Regions from separate parts of the Mus musculus genome. Here region 2 is linked to region 1. Evidence: chromatin loops called from intact Hi-C (ENCODE). Cell type or tissue: left cerebral cortex. All regions are shown on one strand. Links, peaks and the distances in the headings refer to the core of each region. The heading gives the core; the rest is flanking DNA. Region 1 overlaps Etv3l (ets variant 3-like). Region 2 has its middle 33 kb from the start of Gm31879.

Region 1 (15,503 bases), core at 3,704-11,703:
TCCAAAGTCCTGATGACTCCGCTAGGTGAATTTTTGGGAACTCTCTGTAATCACACTAGCAGATGGTAGGCATGAGGGTATAGGGTCTCTCTGATGCTTATGGATAAGTCCCAAACTCCTGCTCACAGAGACACAGTGTAGCCTGTCAGTGTCTTTAACACCAACAGCACGGTTGGTGTGACTCTTTCCTTGTGTGTTCCTGGTTTCATATGAAACCATTTTCTCGTCTTTGTTTATGCATCTTTAAATTCTATGTCTCAGGAATACTTGAGATTATTCCAAATTTATCATCTTTCCCCATTTCTTCTTCTCCTCCTAGTCTTTCTGAAAGTTCTGGAAACTTTAGGCAGTGAGGCCTAGCTGTAGGAAGTAGGTCTCTGGAGGTGTGTCTGATTTTTATCTCTTCCTTACTCTCATAGGTTCCTGCCTGACAGAGTATAAGGAGTCTTCTCTGTACATCCCCCCCCCCACACACACCCCCACCCCTGCCCTTACCCTATGGTTTTGACCAAGCAACCAGGACCTAAACCTTCTGAGACTATGGCCCCAATAGATCTTCCTTTAAGTTGTTTACAGTAGAAATCTTGTCACAATGATGAGAAGTTAGCCAATATTGTGGGAACAGGAGCGAGGACAGGGGTGAGAGGCGATGGAGTCACATGGCAAACCTGGGAAACAGACTCCAGAGACCAGCAACAGGGTGTAGATCTGAGTGTATTGTGCAGTTCATAAGCCTATATACAGTGTCTGAACCAACCTGAGCCCTAAATCCTTGGCCAATTGTATCTCGCCACACCACCACTGTGCTCCAATGAAAACCCTGCCGGATGACATAAGTCAGAAGCAACATTGTCACCTGATAGGACTTCCATGGAGACAGTGGAAGAAGCCACCATCTTAGCCTCTGTTCCTTTTTGCAGTCTCACTGGTGTTCCGGGAGCCATCTTAGATCTAATGCTGTGTACAGCAGATCAGGACGCTGAGGAGTCGCAGGAGCCTGTGGTGCCTCCTCTCTACCCCACTTCTTCCTTCACAAGGTTGATTACCTCATCCCCACAAATTATAACTAGAAAGTTCTAGAGTATTACCTGGCATTTAGTTAGCCCTTGATAAAAACTATTAAGAGTTCATGAATGTAGTTTCTCATTGTGCAGTTCATACTGGCTCACGGCAGCATTTGTTCACACTGGTTAATGGTATCATTTGTTCACACTGGCTCACAGCAGCATTTGTTCACATAGGTTAACAGCAGCATTAGTTCACATCTCTTCCAAGTTGTACATTTGCCATAGGCAGGTAGTTGGCCACTGATTGTAATGGGGGAATTTACTTCTTGGCCCTTGGCAAATGCTTTAAATCAGAATTAAAATGTTATTTTTGGAGAATAGGATCCAACTTTTTTTTTTTTAATCTAGAACAGTGCCTGGCACTTAGGAGGCATTTATTAAATACTTGTTGAACGGATAAGCCTATGGTTCTGAACATTGTTTAAGAAGTTCCTTCAAATCTTTTCAGCTATGGCTTGAACTAGTAGGGGCTCCCTGCAAAATTCTTAACCTCGGAAGCATCTGGCTGTGGGTGGTACTCAGGCCTGCTTCCTGGACAGACTCCAAAATCAAACTTTGAAATTTCGTCCTCTAAATCCCCATCTCTTAGAGGTGTCGATAAAGGGGATGTGGAATGGGAAGCAAAGTCAGCCTCAGATGGACTCAGGCTGACGGGCATTGCCAGGTTCTCAGGGTTCGGCCTCTGCTGTCTGCGTGGACCATGCTGCTGGCTTGCTCCATAGAGTTACAGCCTTGAGGCGCCTGAGAGCTTGCCACGCTTCGAGAATGAGCATCACAGTCCCCATGTGCATGCTAGACTAATGAGTGAAACATGTGGACCTGACGGCAGGTGTCTAAGTTCGAGGGTGGGGACCTCTGTGTTAGAAGCAGGTGTGAGGTTATGTGTGGACCTGGCTGTCACTTCCTTCGTATGGATAATAAAGGGCACAGAGGAAGGAAGGAGTATGACACACTCGTCTTTATAATTAACCTTACCACAGAACGGCAGCTTCGTAATACAATGCCATTATTGCTTAAGCCTCACGCGTACTTTTGCGATACTCTGCCGGCCTTCTCTCGTAATTGTGTGCTGTGGTTTTGGCAGGGGAAAGTGTCATTTTACTGTAATTTTGTATGCACGTGATGAGGCCAGGTGTGATCGGCACACATGTATAACCCGAGCACTCAGGGAGTGGAGTTGGGGGCATCAGGAAGAGTTCAAAACCATTCTTGCCTACCTAGTGAGTCTGAGGCTAGCCTAGGCTACATGAGATCATTCTTGCCTACCTAGTGAGTCTGAGGCTAGCCTAGGCTACATGAGACCATTCTTGCCTACCTAGTGAGTCTGAGGCTAGCCTAGGCTACATGGGACCATTCTTGCCTACCTAGTGAGTCTGAGGCTAGCCTAGGCTACATGAGACTCTATCTCAAAAAAACTAAATCCAGCAGAAATAAACACAGGATAGCCTTATACTTCACAAGAAGCCCACTTCTCACATCTGCCCCCTTCTTCCCAACATGTAACTCCTCATGTTAGTTCTTGTTAATTTTTCTAGACTTTTGGTATATGATGGAGTCCATATGAATTTATGCAGGAATTTCTCTCTTGACATCTAGTACCATCCTCACACTATTTTGTCTACATTTTTCTTTTAAATAATTTTGTTAGATCAATCTGTTATTGATACAGACTGTATCGACTTATCTGTAAATAGGGAATCTTAACTAAAAAAATGTCTTCATAAGATCTGGCTGTAGGGCATTTTCTTAATTAGTGATTGATGGGGGAGGGCACAGCCTATTATAGGTGGGCTGGTGGTCCTTGGTTCTGTAAGAAAGAGGGCTGAGCAAGCCAGTAAGCAGCATCCCTCCATGGCCTCTGCATCAGCCTCTGTCCTCCAGGTTCCTGTCCTGCTTGAATTCCTGCCCTCACGGCCTTTGGTGATGAACTGTTATATGGAAATGTGAATGAAATAAACGACTTCCTCCACAAATTGCTTTTGGTCACGATATTTCATTTAAGCAACAGTAACCAACCCTAAATAGGACACCAGCTAGACAGATAAAGGGAACTCACCCTGCCCTTCGGTAGGCATTATGTACTTACTAGTAAGCCTGTCAAAATCATTGTTAACACCAATTCCAAGCCGTGGAAGCACTCTTGGTGTTCATTCTGTAGTACATAAGTAGACACCTGCGGGATGGGGCTATTTGATTTCTCAATCTGCAGCTGTTGGATCGTCGCTGTCACCAGCCCCAGTGAACTCTGGATGACCCTGCAACCCTTTTCACAAAGGCCAGAGGGGCAGAACTTCCTTTAGTGGCCTGACAGAGGGACTGCTGTGGCTGGTGCGAAAGAGGCAGGGCTGTGATTGGTGCAAACACAAAGCACCATGTGTTACTGACTGTGATTGGTGCCATGGAAAGAGGCAGGGCTGTGATTGGTGCAAACACAATGCACCATGTGTAATTGACTGTGATTGGTGCTATGTAAGCTGGCTGCTCAGCTCTGTGAGCCGCTCAGGGCTGCCTCTGCTGCCTCTCCCTGCACTGTTGCAACATTAGGCTGGCAGAGAAGCTGATGAATTGTACATGAGCAGCCAGGGCGTGGAGATGGTGGAGAGAAGGCAGAGCCTGAGAGAAGGATTAAGACATCCTGACTTTCTAGGACCATGGACCGCCTCTAAAGCAAAGGACCTAGTATTCTATAGTCTATGGGGCGCATCACCTACTGCTGCCTTTCTTTGCTGTCAAATTAGAGCCATACAAAGACTAGTGCTTGAAGAGCCCCCTTTTTACTGCCTGTGCTTTCTGTGCAGGTAGAGGGAATGGGTCTTGGGCTGCTGGTGAGTACACCGGAAGTCTCTGCTCTGTAGTTGGCACGCTGAAGCGGCATGCCTGGGCAGACTGTAAAGAGACTGCTTGGGTCTGCACCCAACCTCTGCCACTTGGCAGGAATCTGCTTGAGCAGGTTTCATCTCTCCGTACTTGTCCTTACCTGCACAGTGGGATGAAAACAGGGACTGCCTCCCGAAGCCCTAGCATTGGTTGGAATGACATATAGGAAGCACTTAGGATGCTGCAGGTCTGGTCTATTGCAAGGAAGAGACACCATGACCAAGTGTACTGGCTGGTTTTGTGTGTCAACTTGACACAGCTGGAGTTATCACAGAGGAAGGAGCCTTAGTTAAGGAAATGCCTCCATGAGATCCAGCTGTAAGGCATTTTCTCAATTGGTGATCAAGGGTGGGAGGGCCCATTGTGGGTGGTGCCATCCCTGGGCTGGGAGTCTTGGGTTCTATAAGCAAGCAAGCTGAGCAAGCCAGGGGAAGCAGCCAGTAAGGAACATCCCTCCATGGCCTCTGCATCAGCTCCTGCTTCCTGACCTGCTTGAGTTCCAGTCCTGACTTCCTTGGTCATGAACAGCAATGTGGAAGTGTACGCTGAATAAAACCCTTTCCTCCCCAACTTGCTTCTTGGTCATGATGTTTGTGCAGGATTAGAAATCCTGACTAAGACACAAAGGCAACTCTTATAAAGTTAAATGTTTATTTAACTGGGGGCTTGTCTGTGGCACAAAGGCAGGCATGGCACTGGGGCAGTAGCTGAGAGCTTTATATCCTGATCCTCTAGTAGAAGGCAGAGAGAGAGAGAGAGAGAGAGAGAGAGAGAGAGAGAGAGAGAGAGAGAGAGAGAGAGAGAGAGAGAGAGAGAGAGAGAGAGAGAGAGAAGACTGGGCCTGGTATGGGATTTTAATTTCTCAAAGTCCACCACAGTGACATACTTCCTCTGACAAGTACACACCTATTCCAATAGGGCCACACCTCCTAACTGCCCCCCTCCTAAGCAATTCATCAGCTGGGGACTAAGCATGCAGATGTATGAGCCTATGGGGAGGGGGGTACTTTCATCCCAACCACCACAGTCAGGCTCATAGCGAGTGGTGCATAAATGTAGTTTTAAACAACATATCCCTTTCTGGAAGTCAGATGAGTGATATGTGCCTGAAGCCATTACAGTGTCATGATTTTTCACCCAGTAATTTTATTCTGTCCCTATCCTTATGACAGCAGTGCATATATAAGCACAGTAGAAATGTATGGCATTTCATGGAATGGTGGCACACATGTGTAATCCCGGCCCTTGTGCAGCAGAAACTGGTGGAATGCTACAAGTTTGAGACTAGCATAGTTCACATTACAAGCTCCTGGCCAGCCTGGGCTACATAGTGAGACTATCTCAATGAATAAAGAAAATCCAAAACCAAGCAAGCAACCAACCAAAGAAACAAATCACAATAAACATTTAATAAATGCCTATTGGATTGTATTTACTGGTCTATATGTGTGTGCATATATACAGATGTTCATATATACGTATATACATGCATATATAGCCATATAAGCGTATGTGTACCTGAAAGATTCATATGACCCAGTGAGATCAATGTGATACCATGACTCAGATGTTTGTGGTGAATCGGTGTAGATAAACGCACTATGTGTGCCAATTGCTGCAAAGTTGCTCATGTGAAGTATAGCAGTACAATGGTATGCAATGCCTACGTTTTGAAAATGATTATAACCAAGGTGTTGCTCTCTGGTAGGCACTCTTCTAAAAATTTTAGCTCATATCCCTACTTGCAACAAAGTACCAGCAGTATACAGCATGGTTAGCAGCCTTGTGCACCATGTGTTTGCTTGATAGCATCCTGCTGCCATTCACCATGATTGATCTCTGCCATCTGCTTTCCTGCAAGTTCATTCAATGACATTTCTACATGGACAGAACCACCTAACAGCATAGAGTGCATCTGACAGAAGGAGACACATGAAGATTCCTTAAGAAATGAAAGGAAGAGGGTAGGGATTATCCACACTGCCACCAACTCAGGGGAGTGAACACCTGCTATTGTGTCTAAGCATCTGTGGTGGTTTATCTAGGAGTGGCCCCTAAAGGCTCATATGTTTGAATGCTTGGCCCGTAAGAAATGGCACTATTAGGAGGTGTGGCCTTGTTGGAGTGGGTGTGGCCTTGTTAGAGGAAGTGTGTCACTATGGAGGCGGGCTTTGAGGTCTCATATCCTAAAGTTAGGCCTAGTATGGCAGTGTCCTGCTGCCTACGATCAAGATGTAGAACTCTGGGCTCCTTCTCCAGCACCATGTCCGCCTGCACTCTGCCATGTTTCCTGCCATGACAGTAATGGACTAAACGTCTGAAAAACCAGCCCCAGTTAAATGTTTTCCTTTATAAGAGTTGCCAAACTCATGGTTTCTCTGCACAGCAACAGAAACTCTGACTAAGACAGCCTCCAAACTTCTTCTATGTGCTTAGCTGAGTGTTCTAGTGCCTAGACTCCCTCCACTTCGCAAGCCCCTGGAGCACTGTCCTACCAACACCAGATTTATGCAGCACTATACTGATGCCTATGAGACCATCAGAGGCAAGCACCAAACTGCCCAAGTGTTCTTGGGAAGGAAAGTGCTTCCTCAGAGGGCCTCATGAAAAGCCTTCACAGGAGTCGCTTCTGAAAAGCCCCTCTGCACGCATAGCAAACTCTCACACTAATGGGTTTTAAACTCTCCAGCCGAGTGATGGTGGTGACTAATGACTAAGAAATTTGTATTCCAAATCTTGTTCTTCGTCCCTGTGATTCGAAACAAGCCCCTTTCTCTGGGATCTCAGAGGTCTCTTCCGGCAGCCCAGGAGTTAGACTCTCTAATTTCTGAAGACCTGCTGAATCTCCCAGGGTTTCTAGTGCTACAGAGGAGAGTGGTTGCTGAGCACGCTTTGCAGTCCTACTCCTGAGAAATACTGAGTGCTCACTGTGCCTTTCCCCACATGAGGGTGCCAACGTATGTGGCAGCTGAGGTTGGTGACTGGCATGGTTATATAAAAAACTGACAACCTCCACTGCCTGCGTTGTTGTGTCAGGCGAGTTGGTCTTTTGATAGATTGACAACCATATTTAAGGGAGCTTGATGAGGAAGAGCTCTGCATCTGCATCCCTGGATTTTGCCGTTCACTCCCTCATCTCAGAGGTTCTGAGTCCTTCACTCTTATACCAACATAGAGCTGGCCTTACTTTGTACCCTAGTCCTGAGCGTTGAGCGCAGAGTACCAACTCTAGCCACTAGAGGGCACTCTTGCAACGTGAAAGCCAACAGCTCTCCAGGAAGCTACTTACATCTTTGACAGAACATAGGGTTTTCCTGAATTTAGAGGCAGTCAACCCTCAACCCTGGGCAGTTTCTCCCGTTTCACACCTGTCTGGAGGCATTTTGGGTTATTGCAGTTGGATGAACGAAGGTGCTGGTGGTACTATCTTCTGGATATGGAGCCCAAGTTCTGATGAGTATTCAGGACTGTACAGGTAGGCAGCTCTCACTAACAATGGAGTACTTAGTGAAAAACAAAACAAAACAAAAAAATGCCTATTGTGGCAGGATCTCTTTACTGAGATCTGTGACCTACACACAAGGTTCCACCTGGAAGCAAGTCCTTACAGTGGGCTTTAGCCTTCAGAGGAGTCTTAGAATGTATACCTCAAAGCGTTTTTTCATCACCTGAAATACAGGGACCACAATCACCACACACTACTGAGGAGGAGGTGGGGCCAGGTAGAGAACACATCCTTTCTTTCTTTTTTTTTTATGGAGAAACCCCTGTCCTTAGGGCTAGCCACTCTGAACCGGACACAAGCCCAGCGAGTGCCCCGTCCACTTCCTGGTGCACACAGGCAACACTGCTTTATCTCCTAAGCTTATCTCCTAAGCTGGGCGGGGTAACAGGAAAACTGTACTGGGGATGGGCTGAGGGAGGGAGACAGAGACCCTTTCTCCTGCCCTAGGCCCAGCTTGGGAATCACCTTGGCCTTCCTGTAGACGAGGGCTATGTCACACCCTGTGCAGTTCTCACCCATTCTAGCTGACTGACAACGTATGGTCAGAAGACCAAGTGAGGCTGAAGGAAGTAAATGTGAGAGCGGCTCCAAGAGGAACTTGGAATGGGCAGTAGAGCCCTTGGGCCTTTCCAGCTCATGAGCTGTTCCTCAAAAAGAGACAGATCCAGGTCAGGTAATTGATAGCCTAGAGGCAGGAGAGCGGGTGGCTCGGTGGCTTTGGCTTGTGTGGCATCTCTTCCTCGTTGATTCATCTGTCGTCAAGTAGAGATGCTTTCTTGTGTGTTCTCTATGCTCTCTGGCACCAGGAGCTTCAAGTCAGCCCTGCTGCTCGTTCTCAGGAGCCCACAGGCAGAAGCAGAGGGTATTTAGCACCAGTGTCCTTTCCTTTCCCACTTGGACCATTAGAACCTTGCCCAGAGGTCCTCTACAGGAGCCTTAAGGTCTTTGGCAAAGACCCCCCACTCTTTCTGCTGTTCTGTCTTTGGGACCGGCTTCCCTCATTGCTTGGCTCACTCTCAGGCATGATGGTAGAAGAGAGGAGCTTGGCTGGATGCTTCCAGTCTAAGCCTCAGGCCCTCCTCTCAAACCCAGCAGGACTCCTGCGTTGCATTTAGCACCACCACCGATGGGCACAGAGAAGGAACGCAGCCAAACTAGGATGCACGGGAGAAAGATTGTTGGTCCAAGGACATTTTTATTCACAGTTGGCAGTGGAGTGTTACAGAGATGAGAGAACCACCCCTCCCTCTCTGTGCCCCTGCCTGCATCTTGGGGTCATGGAGATAGAAGCACAGAACCTTCCTTCATAGAAGCAAGACCCTCCCTGGAACAGAGGTTCCTAGTGGCTGTGCAGTCAAGGGGAGGGCAGAGAAGTATGGGAAGGGCTGTGAGAGGTCCTGGGAAACCTTAGCCAGGATGGGGAAGTGAACCCAGAGGAAGAAAGAGATCCTAAGACTTAAGCCAAACAAACGCTGGTCTGCCCCAGCCCAGCCCCTTCATCCCCTCCTGTGAGTAGGCAGGGGGCAGTTTTAATGATAGAAACTCCTAATCTCATTTCTCTCCAAAAAAAGTTAATTAATAATGTCTCCTTAGTCAGATAGCAATTTGGTATAGGGGAGGGGTGCCATCTCCATTTCCCCATGCCCACATTTGCCCTTGGTTCAACTTCACCCTTCAGAGCCTCCAGTGGGGGAACAGGAGACAGGGGGAAGAGCCACCCCTTCACTTCTTTCTCTCCAATTAAGGAGGATCAGAAGGCCACATGACTCTCATGTTCTCTGGATTGGGGGACATGGAGATTCCTTTCCCAAGTTTGAGTCCCTGAGTCCCTGAGGAGAGTCCCTCATTGGAATCCAGATGCCTGCTTGGCCCTGGGCCAGGATTTACCACCAATTCCTCGGGCCTGAGAAACTGGCACCAAAGCCCCTGGCCAGTGTTCTGTCTCAGCCTGGCCAGAAGGTGGAGCCCTGGAAAATGCCAGGTACCTGGCATACACATGGGGCCTGAGAGCCGAGGACCAGGCTTTGAGGACCCCGAAAGTGACTGCTCTGAGGGAAGAGGAGGCAAGATGGGCCCCAAGAGGTGGGTCCAGTTACAGCAGAGGCAGGGCACAGAAGCAAGGGGAGCAGGGCTGGGCAGGCCACCTTGGAGGTTCCGGAGACAGCAGCAAGGCCTCTGCCAGCCTGGGCCCAGGACAGAGCCAAAACCTAGAGACACAGAGAGAAGTGGTCAAGAGGGCCCCTCCCCGAGATGCTCCGCTGCCTCCTTCCCTCATAGACCCTCATAGACCATAGGGAGTGGGCACTATTAGGAAGTAAGGCCTTGTTGGAGTAGGTGTGTCACTGTGGGTGTGGGCTTTAAGACCCTCATCCTAGCTGTCTGGAAGTCGGTCTTCTCCTAGCTGCCTTCAGATGAAGATGTAGAACTCTCAGCTCCTCCCGTACCATGTTTGCCTGGATGCTGCCATGCTCCCAACTTGATGATAATGGACTCTGAACCTGTAAGCCAGTCTCAATTAAATGTTGTTCTTGTAAGAGTTGCTTTGGTCATGGTGTCTCTTCACAGCAGTAAAACCCTGACTAAGACACCTCCCTCCCCACTGCTCTCTCTTCTTCCCTTCCCTCCCCTCCCTTCCCTTTCTCCCTCTACCTCCCACTTCCCTTCCCTCCCCCCCTTTTTTTTTCTGACAGAATCTTGAGGAGGTAGGCTGGCTTGGATTTGTTCTGCAGCTGAATATGACCTTTAATTCCTGATTGTCCTGAACCCACCTCCAGAGGGCTGGCATTACAAACCCGGGGTTGCCTGTCTGTTAGGTAAGTATTCTCCCAATGAGGCTGGGGTGGGAGATGGAGGGTGGGAGGGGGTCATCTCTCTCCCTCCTTTTGCTCATTTGGTTCATACTTCTGGATGGAACTTCCCGGAGACTCTGCCAGCCTCGTGAGAGTGCTTGCTCCTGCTGTCCTCTCCCTCCTCACCTTTGCTGGGACACATGGCTCTGTTAGAAACCATACACTTAGGGATTTATTCTCCCCTGAATATAGTCCAGACTTAATGGATTAAGTCCACAGTAAAAATGTGCTGAGAGACTGAATGGATGCCCTGTGTTCTAATCTAGGGACTCTATCTTTAACTCCCCCTAACCCTGCTCAAAGGCTCCAAATTTTAGCTGGGTAAAGAATTGGTTGTGGGACCAGGTGCTTGTCATTTAAGCATGAAGGCCTCTGTCGCCTCCGTAAAGTCCACTCTCTTGGTTAAGATCAAGTGGCATCCGCTAAGCGTATGTGTAATAAGAGGCCCATGGAGTTCAGGGCCGTCCGTGTGTGAGAACCATAGCCCTCCTCTGGTCCCATAGTTCCCTCTCCTCCTTCCATTCCATCCAGACCCACCTTTTCCCCCTCCCACCTGCCAGGCCCGACAGGGGTTGCCCAGGCTGGGCTTCCTGGAAATGGCTAGACAGAGCTCCACACCATGTTTTTCTGATTCAGTGGGCCTCCCTGAAGTGCTCTGCCTTCAGCAAGGCCACATCAATTTGCTGAGAGACTAATGGGGTCACATGGGTGTGATATAGTGAATAAAACCTGGGAAAACAGATCAGGTGTTACTTAATATAGCCAGTTTATTAGCTAGGGATATTTCTCAAGCCAGATTCGTGAGGGAGTGAAGTAGTCAGAATGTTCACCCTGAGAAGAAAACATGTGGACTCCTGCCGAGGTGCTCTCTCTCTGTGGCCCAGTATTGTTCTCCTTAGACCCTTAGACGAGGTAAGGGCTATTGTCCTAAAGAAAGGCTGTGACCCCAGCTCCTGGGGTCGGGGTTGTGTCCACACTGTAGCTGAGTGGGCACGCAGAGGAGATACTTGGAGTCTCCCTATTTCCTGAAGCTGGTTGAGTGTTCTGCAGCAGCTCCCTCTCCTGGTACCGCATGATCTGAGTGAGGGTGGAGGTAAGGCACGAAGTGGAACTCCAGTCCTGAAGCATGGCAAGTGACTGCTGGCAGCCCTCTGCGGACCTAAAACCTTCACACCCTTCAGGGTCCAAGCACAAGGAATGTGTGTGTGTGTGTGTGTGTGTGTGTGTGTGTGTGTGTGTGTGTGTGCGCGTGCATGAGTGCGAGAAGGAAAGAAAAGCAGCCTGCTCCAAAGGGGGTAAGCTTGCTGTCCTCAGCACTCTGGTGCTGGGAGAACAGTGATGTGGAGGAACAGAGAAGCCCTTCGATGCTAGGTAGCTCTAGGATGCCCAAGTGATGGCCCAACCACCCTGCATCCATGGCCTGCATTGTGGGTGGGTAAATCTGGGTGACCCTAATCTTCAAAACTGCCGGAAGCAGAGGGGCTTGAACCTCTGCAGAAGATACCTGGGTTGGATCTTTCCACAGGAAGCCTGACTTGGTTGCTCCGATAGCCACTGGTGTCTACCATTGACCACCTTCTCTTCTTACCCCATCATGAAGTACCACTGATAGCTTGCTCCCCATCCCTCTTAATGTTCCAGGCTTCTGAACTCCTAGTCTGTGTTCTTCCTCAGAAATCCGCCTGCCTCTGCCTTCTGAATGCTGGGATTAAAGGCATGGGCCACCACACCCGGCTAAAATTTTCTCTCTTAAAATCATGGTGTTTCAGGGCTGGAGAGATGGCTCAGTGGTTAGGAGCACTGACTGCTCTTCCAGAGGTCCTGAGTTCAACCCCCAGCAACCACATGGTGGCTCACAACCATTTGTAATGGGATTGGATGCCCTCTTCTGGTGTGTCTGAAGACAGCTACATTATACTCATATATTAAATAAATAATAGTTATAAAATTATGGCGTTTCCTTTGGGGCCAAGGCACAGTAAACACAAGAAGGCACACTAAACAGGAGGTCATGTAAACATCGGACGAGAGAAGGAAGAAGAACATGAGCTTGGTCTGCCCATCTCTCTTCAGCTGAGGTCCCTCCTTCTCCCCATGGCCCTAGAGTCTTCTTCTTAGATTGTCTAAATACAAACAAACAACAGCAACACGCCCCACCCAACCAAACAACAACAACCTTCCCAGTGGGAGCTGGAGAGATGGCTCAGTGGGTAAGAGCCTTTCTGTTCTTCCCGAAGAACTGAGTTCTGTTCCCAGCACCCCTCCCCGTCAGAGTGCTCACAACTGTCTTTGATTTTACCTCCAGGGTGTTCAACGTCTCTGGCCTCTGGAGGGCACCTGCACTCCAGGGCACACACCTGTGTGCAGACACACACCCCCTCCACATAACTTAAAATAATAAGAGCCTTTCAACAATAGAAGAGCTTCTCCCCTAATCACAGCCGCAGACAGCTTGGGTACAGATACTCACTGGCTTATGATAAGGTTGCATGCTGATAAACCCGTTGTGGGTTAAAAATAACCTACATCAAGACTGTGTTGGGTGTATATAACCTGTGGAATGAGTCAGTTCAGCCGTGCAGGGCGCTGTGGAGGGCTGGCTGTTTACTCTCAGGCTACGTGGGTGACTGGAGAGGTGGCTCCCTGCACCTCCCATTCATAGCCAACGGAAGGTCAAACTTCAAACTTCAAGATATGATTTCTGTCACGGAATGCGTATTGCCTCTGTACTGGATCATAAGGCCTAGAAACCTTCAGTCAAATCGTCAGTTTGGAAGCTTTGGTAGTTTATACAATGAAATAGGAACAGGGGATGTGGCTCAGTTGGTAGAGGGCTCAATGAACATATAAAGGCCCTGGGTTCTGTCTCCTGCACCACAAAGACAAAACAAAAACCTAAACAGCTCTTCTCACTGGACTCTCTGCACTTCAAATTATTTCTGAGGACTTTTGGACCTGGTTAGCTGTTAGCTTGGTAGACTGCCTCCCACACACCCTTCTCCTTCCCACCCACACTGACAATATGCCTTCCAGATTCGTCATACATGCACTTTCTCTTTGCCCTTCTTCTCTCCTCTTGGAGTGCTCCTCTGTGCCCCCAGAGTGCTCCTCTGTGCCTCCAGAGTGCTCCCCTGTGCCCTCCCAGCACTTGTAGTAACTGGCAGTCCTCCCACCTCTGCTTCCCACCAGCCTCTGCTTCTTCCTGAGCTAATCTTTCCTATTTGAGCCCCAGGCCTAGTAAACAGCTAGAATCAGTCACTAAGCACTGACTGCACGAAGATCTCTTGTCTCATGCCTACGTGGGCATATGCTCAGCCAGCCAGGCTCTGGGAGGCTCCCCTCCTCTGTTTGAGATCCCCACCAACTCGGTGCTCAACACTCACAGTTGAAGCTGCTGCTCTCCTTGTCCCCAGAGGCCTTTGGTGGTCTCTGTGGGGTCCTCTCTCCAGCTGGCTGAGTTTCTGTGGCCCGTGTGCACAGCATGCTATACAGGGGCTAAGGAGGGGGGAAGAAGGAAAGCTGGGGTGGAGATGGCTCTCACCAGGGTGTAGTCTTATAAGGCTCGGCAGGGCTATCAGCCAGTTGTTAATATGACAGAGTAGTCCCATACTGATTTTCATACTGTCCCAAGCAGCCAGTGACTGCTGTGGATTGCCTGCTGTCTCCATCTCCCTGGACCCTCCCCTGCACCATTTAGCTGTCCCTCTGACACACTGCTAAAAGATAGTGCCTAGCATAGAAACCATCCTTCCTCAAAGGTGGCTATGGATCTCAAAGGCCAGATCCCAGAGCACTCAGGGACTAGAATATAGAAGAACTTTGGAGACAAGGAGGGCTCTAAGGTGGAGAGTGGCCAGAAGCCTCCAGGACCGAAGATCAGGTCCTGTCAGAGCTATAAGGACAGGATGTCATGCCTACCTCACTCTGCTTAGCCATAGGCACCAAGGGCTGACACAGGGCAGGGGACCTCAGCAGCAGGCGAGGGCTGGGGGGTGCCCACACTTTCCACGGAGGGCAGTTGGCTACCATGAGCTTGCTGAAGTTGAACTTGTAGGTAAACTTCTTGCCTTTGGTCTTGTGCAGGATCCTCTTGTTGTAGTAATACCTAGAGAATTGAGAGTTACCTCTGTGAAGAAGGGAGAGACTGGAGTCTCCTCCATTGGTCTAGCAGTTGCCGGAGGACACCAGCCATCTTCACACAGTGAGAGCGTTTCCTAAGCCCTGCAATAGCGGCCTGCAGTGCCAAGAACCACAGCCCTTTTCCTTGAGATCTGCCTCTCCTGCTGCTGGCCACCCTCCTCTCACCTGAGGGCCCGGCTCAGCTTGTCATAGTTCATCTGTGGTTTGCACTTCCTGCGGCCCCAGAGGCGAGCCACTTCATCTGGATCCTTGATGACAAACTCCCCGTACTCTCCCTGCTGCCAGGCGATGACATGGCGGAACTCTTCCTTCTGCAGCAGTTCCAGGATGAAGTGCCACAGCTGGATCTGCCGGGAGCCCGGAGACGACTCAGCTTTGTAGGCCCAATCGGGGAAGGCCAGACCTGGGGCGGGGGGAGTGTGAGGGTCACCTGCTGTCCTCAGGCCCTGCCCATGTCAGCTTCAAGAGCATGGGGAGGAGGCAGGGAGGCTTACCTGAGACCCAGTGGTTGACAGGGGCAGCCAGGATGCCTTCTGAGAAGCAGTTGCAGTACATGGTGAGTGGTAGGCGAGAGAGGGTTGAGTTTGAACTGAAGGCCTGCTGAAGTAAGGGACAGAGGGAAAGAATGGAGGTGAGAGAAGAAGGAAGGAAGGGTCCAGGGTGAAAAGAGAAGCTAAAGCAAGAATTTTCTTGTATACAGCCCAGCCTCTATGCAGACCTCCTTATTGCTCAAAGGCTGCCCCAGGGCGGTGGCTTGGGTCTAAGCCCAAAGTAAAAAGGCAAATGGTCCTCCATCTTAATCCTTGATGGAGTTAGACAGAGAGATGAACATTGGAGGAACTCCAGAGAAGAGCAGCTTTCAGCTCCACTGCCAACAGTGTCAACTGTCTTTGTCACTTAACCCTAATCCCTTGTGTGTCACTTAAAAAGAAAAACTTTAAACATTTGTTAACGTGTGTATGTGCGCATGGGTGTTTGCACAGAGTACAGCTCTGTGGAATCTCTTCTCTCCTGTCCTTTTTAAGTGGTTTTAGGGATGTAACTCAGGTCACCAGGCTTGTTCTG
Region 2 (15,503 bases), core at 4,006-12,005, 240 kb after region 1:
TATAGTAGGACATAGGCCCTCCGCTGGTACTGTTTTGTCAACTTGACACAGCTAGAGTCATTTGGGAAGAGGGAACTTCAATTGAGAAAATGTCACCACCAGACTGTCCTGTGGGCAAGCCTGTGGGCATGATACATTTTCTAGGTTAATGACTGATGTAGGAGGGCCCAGCTCACTGTGGGTTGTCCTGGAGAGTATAAAAGAGACAGGCTGAGCACATGATAAGGAACAAGTCAGTAAGCATCGCCCCTCCAGGTTCCTGCTTTAGGACCCTGCTCTGACTTTTCTGGATGATGAACTACAAGCTGTAAGATGAAATAAATCCCTTCCTCCCCAAGTTGATTTTGGTCATGATGTTTTATCACAGCAATAGAAAACCTGACTAAGAAAGATCCTTTGAAGTATGTGCCCGGGAGTGGTGTGGCTGGGTCATGTGGAAGATTTCCTCCTAGTGATTTAAGGACACTTCAGACTGATTTAAAAAGTGGCCGAACTAATTCACACTCTGACTAACAGAGTAAAAAAAAAAGTGTTCATCCCCGAGTACCCATGCCAGAGGCTTTTCATTATTTGACTTCTTCCTTCCTTCCTTCCTTCCTTCCTTCCTTCCTTCCTTCCTTCCTTCCTTCCTTCCTTTCTTTCTTTCCTTCCTTCTTTCTTTCTTCTCTTCCTAATTTGATTTCTTGATGATGACCATTCTAAATGAGCTGAGGGGAGAATCTTAGAGTAATTAATTTTTCCTTATTTTTTTAATTTTAATTAAAATATAGTTATATTACTCTCCCCCTCCCTTACTTCCACATAACCCTTTCATGTTCTCTCCCTTCTCCCTTCAACCCTCTATGTCTCCCCTTACTACCTCACAAATTCATGGCTTCTTTATCTTTGATTATTGCTACATATACATATTAAATCAATTTAGTTTCACTTGTAAATACATGATTTAAGGGTTGACTAATTAGTAATAGATCCCTGGGAAAGGCTAATTCTACTTTTCTCAGTGGTTGTTAATAGTTGCCTGTAGTTCTTTGTTTAGGGCTAGGGCCCTGTGAGATTTCCCCTTCCATGTTACCGTATCCATTAGTGTTGTCATTGTCTGGGTCTTTTTAAGGAAGCCACATTACTGTGGTGTCATGGGTGTTATTTCTCTGTCACTCTAGAAAATACACTCTCACGGCAGAGTTCCAGGTCTTCTGGCTCTTATGACATTTCTGCCCCCCTCTTCTGCTAAGATCCCTGAGCCTTAGGTATATGAATTGTGCTAGAGATTTATCAGTTGGGATTGGACACCTCATGGTCAGTTGCTCTCTGCCTTTTGACCAGTTGTGGGGTTTTTTGTTTGTTTGTTTGTTTTTTTGTTTTTTGTTTTTGTTTTTGTTTTTTTTGTGATGGCCTCTATCTGCACCAGAGATTGTTCATTCTTCCTGATGAGGAACGAGAGCTACACTTATATGTAGGTATAAGGAAAAGTATTTAGGATGCAGTTAGGAGCAATGCCAGCCTAGTAAAGTGGCAGCTGTGAGTTCTCTGAGATCCATAGTTTCACTGGTACTGGATAGCTGGCTAACTCTCCATTGTCCATCTCCCTTTGGCAAAAGGGACTTTCCCTCCTATTTAGCAAGCCTTAAATCCAATTAGAGAGCTGATGGTTGCTACTGAGATACGAGTGCTGCTATTGCAGTTTTAGGGACATCTTGCTATGCTGGTCATTGTTGTGGTTTGCAGGCATCACAGCTGGATAGGGTTATTGATGGCCTCACTACTTTGGCATCTTTTATAGCAACTTTTGGTACTATAAAAGCTGGTCTTCGAGGGAGAGGGGAGGCTTTCAGGTTAGATCCAGCTCAAATCTTCTGAGTCCTGTGTCTGAAATATGTGGTGTCTTTGACAATAGGGACTTACCTTCAACAACACAACTAAAGGCAGAAGCAATAGCTTATTCTTTTGGGGGGAATTTATTGAACTCCCTTGACTAACAACTCAAACTGGTTTCTCATGCCTGCTGCTAAGATCCTTGCTAGATGGTCTATAGTTCTTGTCAGCCCAAGTAGCAGAGCTTCATTTACTACTTCACACAAATACACTTATGTGTTATATGTGAGTTTAGGTAAAGATAATGTTTCCTCAAGGCCTTTTCAAATATCCTTAGTATTATTTCCCCGTTCTTTCCTGCCCTTCTGTATTGACCTCTGTTCTCCACTTCCCAATTAAAGCCCACTCCCCAGTTTCCCCATTTCCCCCTTTATGTCTTCATTTCCTTACTGGCAAAGGATACTAACCCCTTAAATTAGAAGTATTTTCTAGTCATTTCTAATTTTTTGGAGAACTTTCCATTTAGTTCCTTGGACCACTATTTAGTTGAATTCATTATTTTCTTGGGGTTTAATTTGATTTCCTGTGCATTCTAGACAATAATCTATCAGATGTGTACCTGACAAATATTTTCTTCCATTTTGGGAGCTACCTTTTCACTTAACAGCTAATTTTGTTGTACAGAAATGTTTTTAGTTTCATAATATCCCAGTTGTCAAAGTTGGTCTTATTTCCTGTGATATCAAAGTCCAATCCAGAAAGCCTTTACCTATACCTATATGTTAAAGCACACTCCATACCTTTCCCTCTAGAAGTTTCAAGGTGTCAGACTTTGTATTGCAGTCTTTGATCCATTTGGAGTGGTGTTTTATGCACAGTGATCTACAGTGATCTAACTTTAATCTTCTACATGTTGCACATCTTCTCGTCTAGCTCTGTTCATATCAGGATAAGCATTAGAAAAAAATAAGTAAACATTTACATTTGGACATTATTTTGCTGTTGATGGTATTAGTCTTCATTTGAAGCCAATTGTCTTTTTTATGTTCAAATGTGAAGGGCTCATTTAAGTAAGGGCATCTTTGAGATTTCCTATACTCATATATAACCACAACCTTACCTGAAAAAACTCATCATAATTGTAATCTTCAATCTATTTTTAAAATATATCTGATCCTCCTTGAAAACTTAAAATTCCATTTCTATATTCTCCACATTTTTGAAACCAGTGGTTTGGTAAATAATACATCCCAAAGGTTTTTCCCAATAATCAGTAGGGCATTCGATAGACACAAAGGTAGATAATGAATGACTTCCGAGAGACTAAATCCCAAAATAATTTTTGGCTCTTCTGCAACATTCCAACTGTCCACAATTATGAAGTTCTCATCAGTCAGTCAGTCTTCTCTAATATTTAAATAGATGTAAACTTTTTCAAAGAATTTTGATCCCCAATTTTTTCACCAAAACCATTTTGACAATTCCGTTTTTTGAAAAATAATGTAGAAATGCATCCCTCAAAAGCTTTGACCTTTTAGAGACTGACTCTTGAAGAGGTGGCAAAGGAGGGATTGGTATAATGTGGTGAATGGGGCAGCTTGCAGCTGGCCTTCCAAAAGTCCTTAGAGATGTCCCAAAGTTCACTTAGCACAGCACCTGCTCCTCCAAATCCCCTTTCCCATAAGTCTTTGGGTTCCTGAACTCATGTTACATTCCTGATCCCAATCTACTTCTCTTGTTCCCTCCCCACCTTCTAGAACCTTCTTATATATTTTGTTCTGAGTGCCTTTGTCTCTCTTCTCTTCAGAGAAACCCCCACAGACTGTTACTTCTGATTCAGAGGCTACAGTTGTATGCTCAGCAAATTTCTGTAAGAGCTACACTCCTATTGGCTAGGAGTAAAGAGAATTTAGAGTGCAATTAGCTAAGTATAATCTAGTGGGCAACAAATCTTCTGGGGGGACTGGTGAAGGAAGAGGATCACACAATCTAATCAGATTTGAAATTCTGTTAAGATCCGATTAAAACCCAAGAGCACATACCTGAAAGACACTTGCATTTTAGGCATGGACGTAAGGGTCCTTACTGGAAACTATAAAAAAGAGGTTGACTTCATTTTCAGCTCGAGGGACTCTGACCTCTGTGCAACACTGGGCCACAAACACTTGAGAGCCAAGGAGCTTGACAGGGTGACAGGCACGTCTGTTAATTGCTCTTCAGTGGCTCTCCTCCTCCCCCTCCCCCTCTCCCTCCCCCTCCTCCTCCTCCCCCTTCCTCCTCCCCTTTCCCCTCCCCTTCTTTTTCTTCCTTCTCCTCCTTCTCCTTCTCCTTTTCTCCTTCTTCTCCTTCCCTTCTCCTTTTCTCCTTCTCCTTCTCCTTCTCCTTCTCCTTCTCCTTCTCCTTCTCCTTCTCCTTCTCCTTCTTCTTCTTATAGCCAGAGACATTTCTATAGACAGGGTGTCAATGTGTTTGCACTCTCAGCAAGGATATATAAATAGAAGTTGTGGGGTAGTTTTGGAAAACTCCTCAAAGGAAAGGACCGACTCAACTGGGAAGCATTTCTGTTCTTCCTTCTTTATGCTTAGCACAAGAAGTTTGTAGCTGTAGCATTGATAATAGAAGGCATAAGTGAAGAATGACACATTCTAAACTAAAAGAAGTCTAGAACATTGAAACAAACAGAGCAAGAAATTATTACTATTCTAAACATATGTGCATCAAACTCTGATGCACCCATTTCATAAAAAGTATACTACAGGAATTAAAGACACAGATTAACATCAAACACCATTAATAGATGATTTCAATACTCTACTTTATCTAATAGACAGGTCGTTTGGGCAAAGAATAAACAGAGAAACATCAGAATTAAATGGCATTATACATTAAGTGGACTTAAGAGATAAGAATATTCCACCCGGACACCAAAGAATACATATTCTACTCAGCAGCACAGTGACGCTTCTCTAAAAGAAAACATCGTGGGACCAAACGGAAACAAAAACTAACTAACAACGCGTTACCCAGTGTATCCTTTCTGACCATAATGCAATCAAACCTAAAACAACAGCAAGCAAAGCTATAGGAAGTAACAAAGTTGTGGAGACTAATTAGCGAACTACTAAATGATGGATGGTTAAAAAAGAAACCAACAAAGAAATTAAAAAGTTCCAGGAACTAAATGAAACCAAGATCACCCGAGCCAGCCCTCTGCAGCACATTAAATGCAGTCTGAGAGAAACGTATAGCTCTCAGCGCCTACATGTAAACATTAGGGGGAACGGGAATAAACAAATTAATGGTGCAACAAAAATTCGGAAAAACAAGAACAAGCAACACCTAAGTCAAGTAGATGGAAAGAAATGAAAATTTAGGCAGAAATAAATGAAAGCCAACCAAACAAACCCAAAGAATCAGTGAATCTAAGAAATGGTTATCTGAAAAAAATAATAATAACCCAACTAAGCAAAAGAAAGAAAGACAGGATCCAAATGAGCAGCATCAGAAGTGAACAGAGAAGTAATACAACTGACACAACTTCTTTAAAAACCTGACCACCACTAAGATGAGAAGTCTAGAAAGAAAGAAAGAAAGAAAGAGAGAGAGAGAGAGAGAGAGAGAGAGAATTTCCAGAATCAGTAAAACCACAAAATTAAGTCACCAATCTAAACAGATTCATACATAATTGAAACAACAATGAAAACCTTTCCAACTCAAAAAGCCAGGGCACAGGTATGTTCATAGCAGAATTGTAGGAGGTTTTCAAAGACTATCTAAAGCCAATCCTTCTCAAACAAAAAGGAAGAAAGGAAAAGAAGCCTTTCCTAACTCCATCTAAGAAGCCATTATTTCTCTAATATCAAAGACAAATGCATAACAAAAGCAACAGCATAAACTATAGGCCAATAACCCTGATGGTCATAGGCTCAAAAATCCCCAATAAAATAATTGAAAACTAATTATAAATAATCACCAAAGAGATTATCCATCATGACCAAGTTGGCTTCATCCCAGAGATGTAGAGGTGGTTCACCATATACAAGTCAACAAATGTAATAAATCATATAAATGGTTATCTCAATGGATGTAGAAATGGTCTTTGACAAATTCCAACATGCCTCATGATAAAAGTTCTAGAGAGAGTTGGACTGAAGGGGACTAAGCATGATGAAAATCTATGAATGAGAAGCACACAGCCAACGGTATCATAAATGGTAGAAAACTTGAAGTAATGCCTCTGAAATTAGGAGTGAGACACAGATGTCCACTGTCCAGTCTCCCTTTCAGTGCTGTGCTTGGAGTTCTAGCTGTAATAATAAGGTAAGAGAAGGAAACTAAAGGGAGAACATAGGAAAAGAAGTCAAAATATCCCTATTGCAGATGGCATGATATTACAAAGAATAATGCATTATACCTAATAGTCCCCAGTTTTCTACCACAAAACTGCTAGAAATGATCAACAATTTTAGCAGTGTGGCAGGATATCAGTGTATAAAAATCGATAGCTTTTCTATATAGTAACATACAGAGGAAGAGATCATAGACATACTCGTTTACAATAGCCTCAAAGAAAATAAAAAGATCTAGTAGTAATAAACTGAACCGAGGATGTAAAAGGCCTCTACAATAAAAACATTAAACCTCTCTGTGCATCCAAACCTAATCCCCGCCCCCCCACCTCCCCCCCCCCCCCGGTGATGGGGGGGGGTGCNAAAGAACACCANCTGCAGCCTTCCATCCCACACCACCCCCTTCCCACATCTCCTACGGATCTCATGGACCATCCCCTTCTATGCCTCCCCACCCCCACTCTTTGACACATCCCAGTCTCCATCACCAGCAGGTATGCCCTGTAAATTCACCAGCTGAGGAGGCCAGTAAAACAGCAACATTACTCTCTGAAAATCAAGAGAGAAAACAGAAACTGAAGAACAAAACAAAGACAAACTCAGAAATCAGCACCCAGACCTATAATTACCACAAACTCATATACCTAGATACCAGCACAAGATCACCATCAGTGACCCCTAGGACAGTTAAGTCCTCACTACAGCTCAGCTATCTCACTACAGCAGGCCCTCAATATTCCAACATAGCTGAAGCACAAGAGAAAGACCTTAAAACTACATAAAGATGATAGAGGCCGTTAAGAAGGAAAGAAATAAATCCCTGAAATAAATCTAGGAAAGGGGCTGGAGAGATAGCTTGGAGGTTAAGAGCACTGGCTGCTCTTCCAGAGGTGCTGAGTTTAATTCCCAGTAACTACGGGTGGGTCATAACCATTTATATTAAGATCTGGTGCCCTCTTCTGGCAGGCAGGCATACATGCAAGCAGAATCTTTTTAAAATGTTTAAAAAATTAAAAAAAAATTTTTTTAATTAAAAAAAAAGAAAATTAGGAAAAAACAACAAACAATCGTAGGAAATGAAGAAACCCAAGAAAGTTAAACAACAACAAAAATCAAACAAAACCAAAAAATCCAAATAGCTGAAGGAAATGAATAAAATTGCTCAAGACCTGAAACTGGAAATATATACAGTAAATAAAACACAAACTGAAGGAATTCTGGAAATGAAAAGTTTAGAAATTTGAGCAGGAACTATAGAGGCAAGCTTCACTAACAGAATACAAGAGATGGAAGAGAAGATCTCAAACACTGAAGTATGATGGAAGAAGTGGATAGATCAGTTAAAGAAAATGTTAAATAAAAAAAATTTCCTGACACAATGCATCCAGAAAATCTGGGACACTATGAAAAGACAAAACCTAAGAATACTAACAACAGAAGAAGGTGAAAAAACTCAGCTCAAAGGCTCAGAAAATATTTTCAACAAAATCATAGAAAAGATTTTCCAAATCTAAAAATAGGACATACCTATAAAGGTACAAAAATCATACAGAACACCAAATGGATTGGACCAGAAGACAAAGCCTCCTTGCCACATAATAACCAAAACACCAAGCATCCAGAACAAAGAGAGAATATTGAAAACTTCAAGGGAGAAAGGTCAAGTCACATATAAAGGCAGACCTATCAGAATGACACCTGATTTCTCAATGGAAACTCTAAATGCCAGAAGGGCCGGGACAGATGTCTTACAGACTTTGAAAGACCACAGACGCCAGACAGACTACTATACCCAGCAAATCCTTCAATCACCATAGATGGGGCAAATAAGATATTCATTAAAAAGCTAAATTTAAACTATATCTAGCTACAAATCCAGCCCTACTGTAGGTCCTAGAAGGGAAAGACCAATGCAAGGAGGTTAACTAGACCCATGAAAACACAGGAAATAAACAATCTCACACCAGCAATGTAGGCATAATGTTATTGTGCACTGTGTGAAGATTCAAATGCCAATTTCTGTCTCCCCTGTATCTGATTGCAATCCTTATTCAGAGAATCTCCAGTCTCAAGCTTGTGTAAACACCAGCTCCCCATTTGTTCCCAGATGTGTCAATAAAGACAGCTTAACAGCCAATGACTAAGCAGAGGAGAGAATAGGGCTGGACTTCCTGCCAGCCAGGGAAGCGGGTGGGAGAGAGAAGTAGGGTTTAGCCACCGGGAAAGAGTCCAGGAGACACCATGAGAGAACAGACCACGAAGAGAAAGCTGTAAAATGCAAATATCTCATGTACCTTACGGACCTGGGCTGAGGTAACCAGGCTAGCATAGAAGATTAAAATAGAGTAATATTGCTCAGTTATTGTGCCTTTAAAGCTTGTTAAATAATATAATAATCCAGCCTCAATCATTTGGGAGATAGCTGGATAAGAAGAAAAACTGTAACACACTTATTAAAAAGCCACTAACACAGCAAAACCAAAAGAAGGGAAGTACAACCACATACCACCACCACAAACAACAAAAACAATACCACCACCACCTCCACCATCTCCACCACTACCACCACAACCAAAAACATAACAACTACAATACCACCTCCACTACCACCACCACCAACAACAACAACAACAATGCTATCATCACCAACAACAAAATGACAGGAATCAACAATTATTGGTCATTGCTATTTCTCAATACCCACAGTCTCAATTCCCCAGTAAAAAGACACAGACTAACAGACTAGATGTGAAACCAGGATCCATCCTTCTGCTTCATCCGAGAAGCATACATCATTAACATCGAGCATGGACATTGCCTCAGGGTAAAAGGTTGAGAAAAGATATTCCAAGCAAATGGATTTAAAAGTTGTGAAAATTTTAATATCTAACAAAATAGACTTCAAGCCAAAACTAATCAAAAGGGACAGAAAAGGACACTTTATAGTCATCAAAGGAGAAATTCACCAAAATGACATTTCAGTTCTTAATATCTATGCCCCAAACACAAAGGCACCCATTTCTGTGAATAACACTACTACAGCTTAAACCACCTATTGACTTTCACACCGTGATAGCTGGAGAGTTCAATACTCCACTCTCACTAATGTACAGGCCATCCAGACTAAAACTAAACAGAAATTCTATACCAAATAACAGACCTAACAGAATATTTTAATATTTACAGAGCATTTGACCCAAACATGGAAGAATATACCTTCTTTTTAGCACCTCACAGAACTTCCTCCAAAATTGACCACATATTCTCACACAAAGAAAGTCTGAAGAGATAAATTAAAAACTCATGGAAACTGCACAACTTTCTCCAATATGAAAAGTGGGTCAAGACAGAAAAAAGAAAAAAATTAAACTCCTCCTCCTCCTCTTCCTCCTCCTCCTCCTCCTCCTCCTCCTCTCTACTTTCCCCTCCCACAGCCCTTCCCTCTCCTTCTCTGAGAAGGGGAAGGTCGCCCCTGGGTACCAACCCATTCTGGCACATGGAGCCACAGCAGGCCAGGCAAGGCAACCCAGTTAGAACAGGATCCACAGGCGGGCAACAGAGTCATGGACAGTCCCTGCTCCAGTTGTTTGGGGACCCATATAAAGACCAAGCTGCACATCTGCTACATATGTGGGGTGGTTAGGGTGGTTAGGTCCAGCCCATACATGTTCTTTGGTTGGTGGTTCAGTTTCTGGGAGCCCCCAAGTGTCCTTGTTTGTTGACTCTGTTTTCTTGTGGAGTTCCTCAATCCTTACCCCAATTCTTCCACAAGACTCTCTGAGCTCCATCTAATGTTTCGCTGTGGGTCTTTACTTCTGTTTCAGTCAGCTGGTGGGTGGAGCCTCTCAGAAGATAGTTATGCTAGGCTCTTGTCTGCAAACATAATTGAGTATCATTAATAGAATCAGGAATTGGTTCTTGCCTATGGGATGAATCTCAAATTGGACCAATCACCCTCATAGACTCCTTGGAGCCTCCCCAGTCCAGGTGTCTGGCATGACCAAGAGATGCACCCCCCACGTCCATCCCCTACCCTGTCCGTAGATTTCACTCTCCTGGCTCTCTCCCCAGCTCTCCCTACACCTGACCCCCTCTGCCGTTCTTCTCCCCGTCCCCTCTCCTACCCAGTTCCCTTCATCCACCTCCAATGACTGTTTTATTTCCCCTTCTGAGTGAGGTTCAAGAAGCCATTCTATCATTGCCTAATCCCTTAGTGGCAGTTAGGGTTACCACTTCAGAGGAACAGATGATACAAACAGTAATAGACATTTAGTGTATAATAAAGAGGGACAGGGAGTTTTGAGAAACAGTGCACGGGCCCATATTTCTGAGCCCCCCTTTCCCTTTGTAGCCAATTATATCAGATTGTAAAGTTGAGATCCCACTACTAGGATGAGCTATTGTCACCACATATGTCAGGGATAAAAGACAGAGGTCATTTTGGCAGTTACTCGCTAGCCTGGTTTGGTTCCCAGAACACTAGTTTTCAAAAAGAAGTTGCCTGGCTGAGATACTGTCCCTTTGCTTCTGAGTTCCTTGTGGGACACCAAGAATATTCTTTCCAACAGTTATACATCTACCATTTAGGACCAATAACTCAACAGTCACCCTCTGCATTAAGCATCACCCGCTGGGAAAAAAGGAGCTTCTCTAATCAAGCTGGAAGCAGCACTAATGCAAGACTGCAAACATAAACGTGTCCATTTAACACAACTGAGAGAGAGTCCCCTTTGGGCCGGAGCCATTTGCCGCCCAGAGCTTTTGCGCGTCCCGGAACTTTTGACCAGACATGGATTGACCCCTGTGGAGCCATTCTCAGTGGCTGGTTGCATCCATAGTAGACATGTCACTCACTGCTGCCCCATTGGGCATACAGTGCCTAGCAGCTGAGACCCCACATCTACAGCTACGAAAGACATCTTCTTAGGTGAAAAACAAAATAAGTAAGAGTCTAAGCCATTGGTACTTCAGGTCTCTATACCTAGCAATTAAGCAAATTGCTAATATTTAAAAGTCAACATTATATCAAAATATTAAAATTATATTTAATGATAAAAATCTTTGGTTGGAAAAGGTAAAATGGAGAAGATGAAGTAAGAAAAGCATGTGGCATTAGTATCTTTTACCTGTTTAGAAACAATTTATATTTTTAATGTTTTGAATAACTGCAATGTGTTTTAAGAATCTGTAACATATTGGAAGACTGAACACATTGGTCAAGAATTTCCAGTTCTTCAGTGTGTACTAAGCAAGTGCTTAAGAAGTGTAAGAGGTTTTTGAGAGAAAAATGTTAATATTTGAGTTCTCATGTATGTTTTAGCATGATTCTCTAAAGAGTTTACAATTATGAAGATACCCCTACACACACACGATATTCTAAGGAAACATCCCCAAGTTGTTAGCATATTTCTTGAAGGTAGTGATTTTTTATTTAATATCTCACAGGTTCAGTCTGATGATCTTGTGCCAATAACTGATAACAAATGTCAATTTTCTCTTTAATTGTGACTCTCAGTTTTCCCTTAATGATTTATGTAAGTTCTTCTCCTGTCTTCTCCTAGCACAAATGACCAATCACAACAAAGTATAAACCTCATTTCTATTTATAAAAATACACACAATAAGAGAACAGGTGTCCGCCCGGCTTGGGAGGCTTCTGCCTCAGGTTCCGTGGGAGCCATCTCGGTTCTGGGACTCTACAGCGGGCAGTCTGCACAGGTGAGAGTGTGGACTACAGAGGCTAGCAGCTTCTGGGACAGGCGAGAGCCACAGACCTTCTGAGGAGGCGCCATTTTCGGCTCCAGACAACCAGCCACCTTCCTGATCAGAGGACAGGTGTCCGCCCGGCCCAGGAGGCTTCTGCCTCAGGTTCCGCAGCAGCCATCTTGGTTTTGGGACTCTGTGGAGGACAGTCTGCACAGGTGAGAGTGTAGACTACAGAGACTAGCAGCTTCTGGGACACACGAGAGCCACAGAGCTTCTAGGGCAGCGCCATTTTCGGGCTCCAGACATCCGGCCACCTTCCTGGCCAGAGGACAGGTGTCCACCCAGCCTGGGAGGCCTTTACCTCAAGATCCACGGGAGCCATCTTGGTTTCAGGACTCCGCGGAAAGTAGTCTACACAGGTGAGACTGTGGACTACTGAAACAATGGCTACTGTGACAGGCCAAAGCAACACAGCTTCTGTGAAAGATCCTGTTTTGGGCCTTCATCTTCGGCCAGGAGGAGGTCCAAACGCCAGATAACTGTGCACCTTCCCTGAAAGAGGAGACCTTGCCTGCAGAGACTGCTCTGACCACTGAAACTCAGAGGAGAGAGCTAGTCTCCCAGGTCTGCTAATAGAGGGTAACAAAATCACCAGAGGAACAATCTCTAAACAGAGACAACTATAACAACTAACTCCAGAGATTACCAGATGGCGAAAGGTAAACGTAAGAATCTTACTAACAGAAACCAGGACCACTCACCATCATCAGAACCCAGCACTTCCACTACGCCCAGTCCAGGGCACCCCAAAACACCCGAAAAGCTAGACCTGGATTTAAAAGCATATCTCATGATGATGGTAGAGGACATCAAGAAGGACTTTAACTCACTTAAAGAAATACAGGAGAACACTGCTAAACAGGTAGAAGACATTAAAGAGGAAGCACAAAAATCCCTTAAAGAATTGCAGAAAAACAGAACCAAACAGGTGATGGAATTGAATAAAACCATCCAAGACCTAAAAAGGGAAGTAGACACAATAAAGAAAACCCAAAGTGAGGCAACGCTGGAGATAGAAACCCTAGAAAAGAAATCTGGAACCATAGATGTAAGCATCAGCAATAGAATACAAGAGATGGAAGAGAGAATCTCAGGTGCAGAAGATTCCATAGAGAACATCGGCACAACAATCAAAGAAAATACAAAATGCAAAAAGATCCTAACTCAAAACATCCAGGAAATCTAGGACACAATGAGAAGACCGAACCTACGAATAATAGGAGTCGATGAGAATGAAGATTTTCAACTCAAAGGACCAGCAAATATCTTCAACAAAATTATAGAAGAAAACTTCCCAAATCTAAAGAAAGAGATGCCCATGAACATACAAGAAGCCTACAGAACTCCAAATAGACTGGACCAGAAAAGAAATTCCTCCCGACACATAATAATCAGAACAACAAATGCACTAAATAAAGATAGAATACTAAAAGCAGAAAGGGAAAAAGATCAAGTAACATATAAAGGCAAGCCTATCAGAATTACACCAGATTTTTCACCAGAGACTATGAAAGCCAGAAGAGCCTGGACAGATGTTATACAGACAGTAAGAGAACACAAATTCCAGCCCAGGCTACTATACCCAGCCAAACTCTCAATTACCATAGATCAAGAAATCAAAGTATTCCACGACAAAACCAAATTCACACATTATCTTTCCATGAATCCAGCCCTTCAAAGGATAATAACAGAAAAAATCCAAAACAAGGACGGAAACCACGCCCTAGAAAAAGCAAGAAGATAATCCCTCAACAAACCTAAAAGAAGACAGCCACAAGAACAGAATGCCAACTTTAACAACAAAAGTAACGGGAAGCAACAATTACTTTTCCTTAATATCTCTTAATATCAATGGACTCAACTCCCCCAATAAAAAGATATAGACTAACAAACTGGCTACACAAACAAAACCCAACATTTTGCTTCCTACAGGAAACTCATCTCAGGGAAAAAGACAGACACTACCTCAGAGTAAAAGGCTGGAAAACAATTTTCCAAGCAAATGGTGTGAAGAAACAAGCTGGAGTAGCCATTCTAATATCTAACAAAATCGACTTCCAACCCAAAGTAATCAAAAAAGACAAGGAGGGGCACTTCATACTCATCAAAGGTAAAATCTTCCAAGAGGAACTCTCAATTCTGAATATCTATGCTCCAAATACAAGGGCAGCCACATTCATTAAAGAAACTTTAGTAAAGCTCAAACCACACATTGTACCTCACACAATAATAGTGGGAGACTTCAACACACCACTTTCACCAATGGACAGATCATGGAAACAGAAACTAAACAGAGACACAGTGAAACTAACAGAAGTGATGAAACAAATGGACTTAACAGATATCTACAAAACATTTTATCCTAAAACAAAAGGATATACCTTCTTCTCAGCACCTCATGGTACCTTCTCCAAAACTGATCACATAATTGGTCACAAAACAAGCCTCAACGTATACAAAAATATTGAAATTTTCCCATGCATACTATCAGATCACCATGGACTAAGGCTGATCTTCAATGACAAAATAAATAATAGAAAGACAACATTCACGTGGAAACTGAACAACACTCTTCTCAATGATACCTCGGTCAAGGAAGGAATAAAGAAAGAAATTAAGGACTTTTTGGAGTTTAATGAAAATGAAGCCACAACATACCCAAACTTATGGGACACAATGAGAGCATTTCTAAGAGGAAAACTCATAGCTCTGAGTGCCTCCAAAAAGAAACTAGAGAGAGCACACATTAGCAGCCTGACAACACACCTAAAAGCTCTAGAACAAAAGGAAGCAAATTCACCCAAGAGGAGTAGAAGGCAGGAAATAATCAAACTCAGGGGTGAAATCAACCAAGTGGAAACAAGAAGAACTATTCAAAGAATCAACCAATCGAGAAGCTGGTTCTTTGAGAAAATCAACAAGATAGATAAGCCCTTAGCCAGTCTCACTAGAGGACACAGGGAAAGCATCCCAATTAACAAAATCAGAAATGAAAAGGGAAACATAACAACAGATCCTGAAGAAATCCATAACACCATAAGATCCTTCTACAAAAGGCTATACTCAACAAAACTGGAAAACCTGGATGAAATAGACAAGTCTCTAGACAGATACCAGGTACCAAAGTTAAATCAAGATCAGGTTAATAATCTAAACAGTCCTATATCCCCTAAAGAAATAGAAGCAGTTATTAATAGTCTCCCAACCAAAAAAAGCTCAGGACCAGATGGGTTTAGTGCAGAGTTCTATCAGACCTTCAAAGAAGATCTAATCCCAGTTCTTCACAAACTATTCCACAAAATAGAAACAGAAGGTACTCTACCCAACTCATTCTATGAAGCCAAAATTACTCTGATACCTAAACCACAAAAAGACCCAACAAAGATAGAAAACTTCAGACCAATTTCCCTTATAAATATCGATGCAAAAATCCTCAATAAAGTTCTAGCTAACCGAATCCAAGAACACATCAAAACAATCATCCATCCTGACCAAGCAGGTTTCATCCCAGGGATGCAGGGATGGTTCAATATATGGAAATCCATCAGCGTAATCCAGTATATAAACAAACTCAAA

Evidence for each region. Peaks named below come from ENCODE experiments on the same cell type or tissue, not always from the same donor. Only the 100,000 strongest peaks of a DNase experiment are listed, where the experiment ranks them.
Region 2: it touches region 1 in a loop (3-fold over the local background); 19 of 42 quality-filtered maps call a loop at or near these places.

The regions. Positions count from the first base shown.
Region 1 is chr3:87,554,249-87,569,751 of GRCm38, reverse strand. Etv3l (ets variant 3-like) reads right to left here. Exons shown (of 6, transcript NM_001370856.1): 2 at 14,933-15,038; 3 at 14,604-14,841; 4 at 14,217-14,403; 5 at 13,682-13,793; 6 at 8,647-9,656. The coding sequence starts at 14,993. The coding sequence ends at 9,190. Among named protein-coding and RNA genes, the nearest start is that of Etv3l, 12 kb to the right of the region's middle. In left cerebral cortex, for the core only: CTCF peaks have their summits at 7,170 (motif pointing right), 9,388 (motif pointing right) and 11,363 (motif pointing left); a DNase peak (open chromatin) is centred at 7,179; H3K4me3 peaks cover 269 bases; H3K27ac peaks cover 469 bases.
Region 2 is chr3:87,315,586-87,331,088 of GRCm38, reverse strand. No RefSeq gene overlaps it. Among named protein-coding and RNA genes, the nearest start is that of Gm31879, 33 kb to the right of the region's middle. In left cerebral cortex, for the core only: a CTCF peak has its summit at 7,117 (motif pointing left); a DNase peak (open chromatin) is centred at 7,063.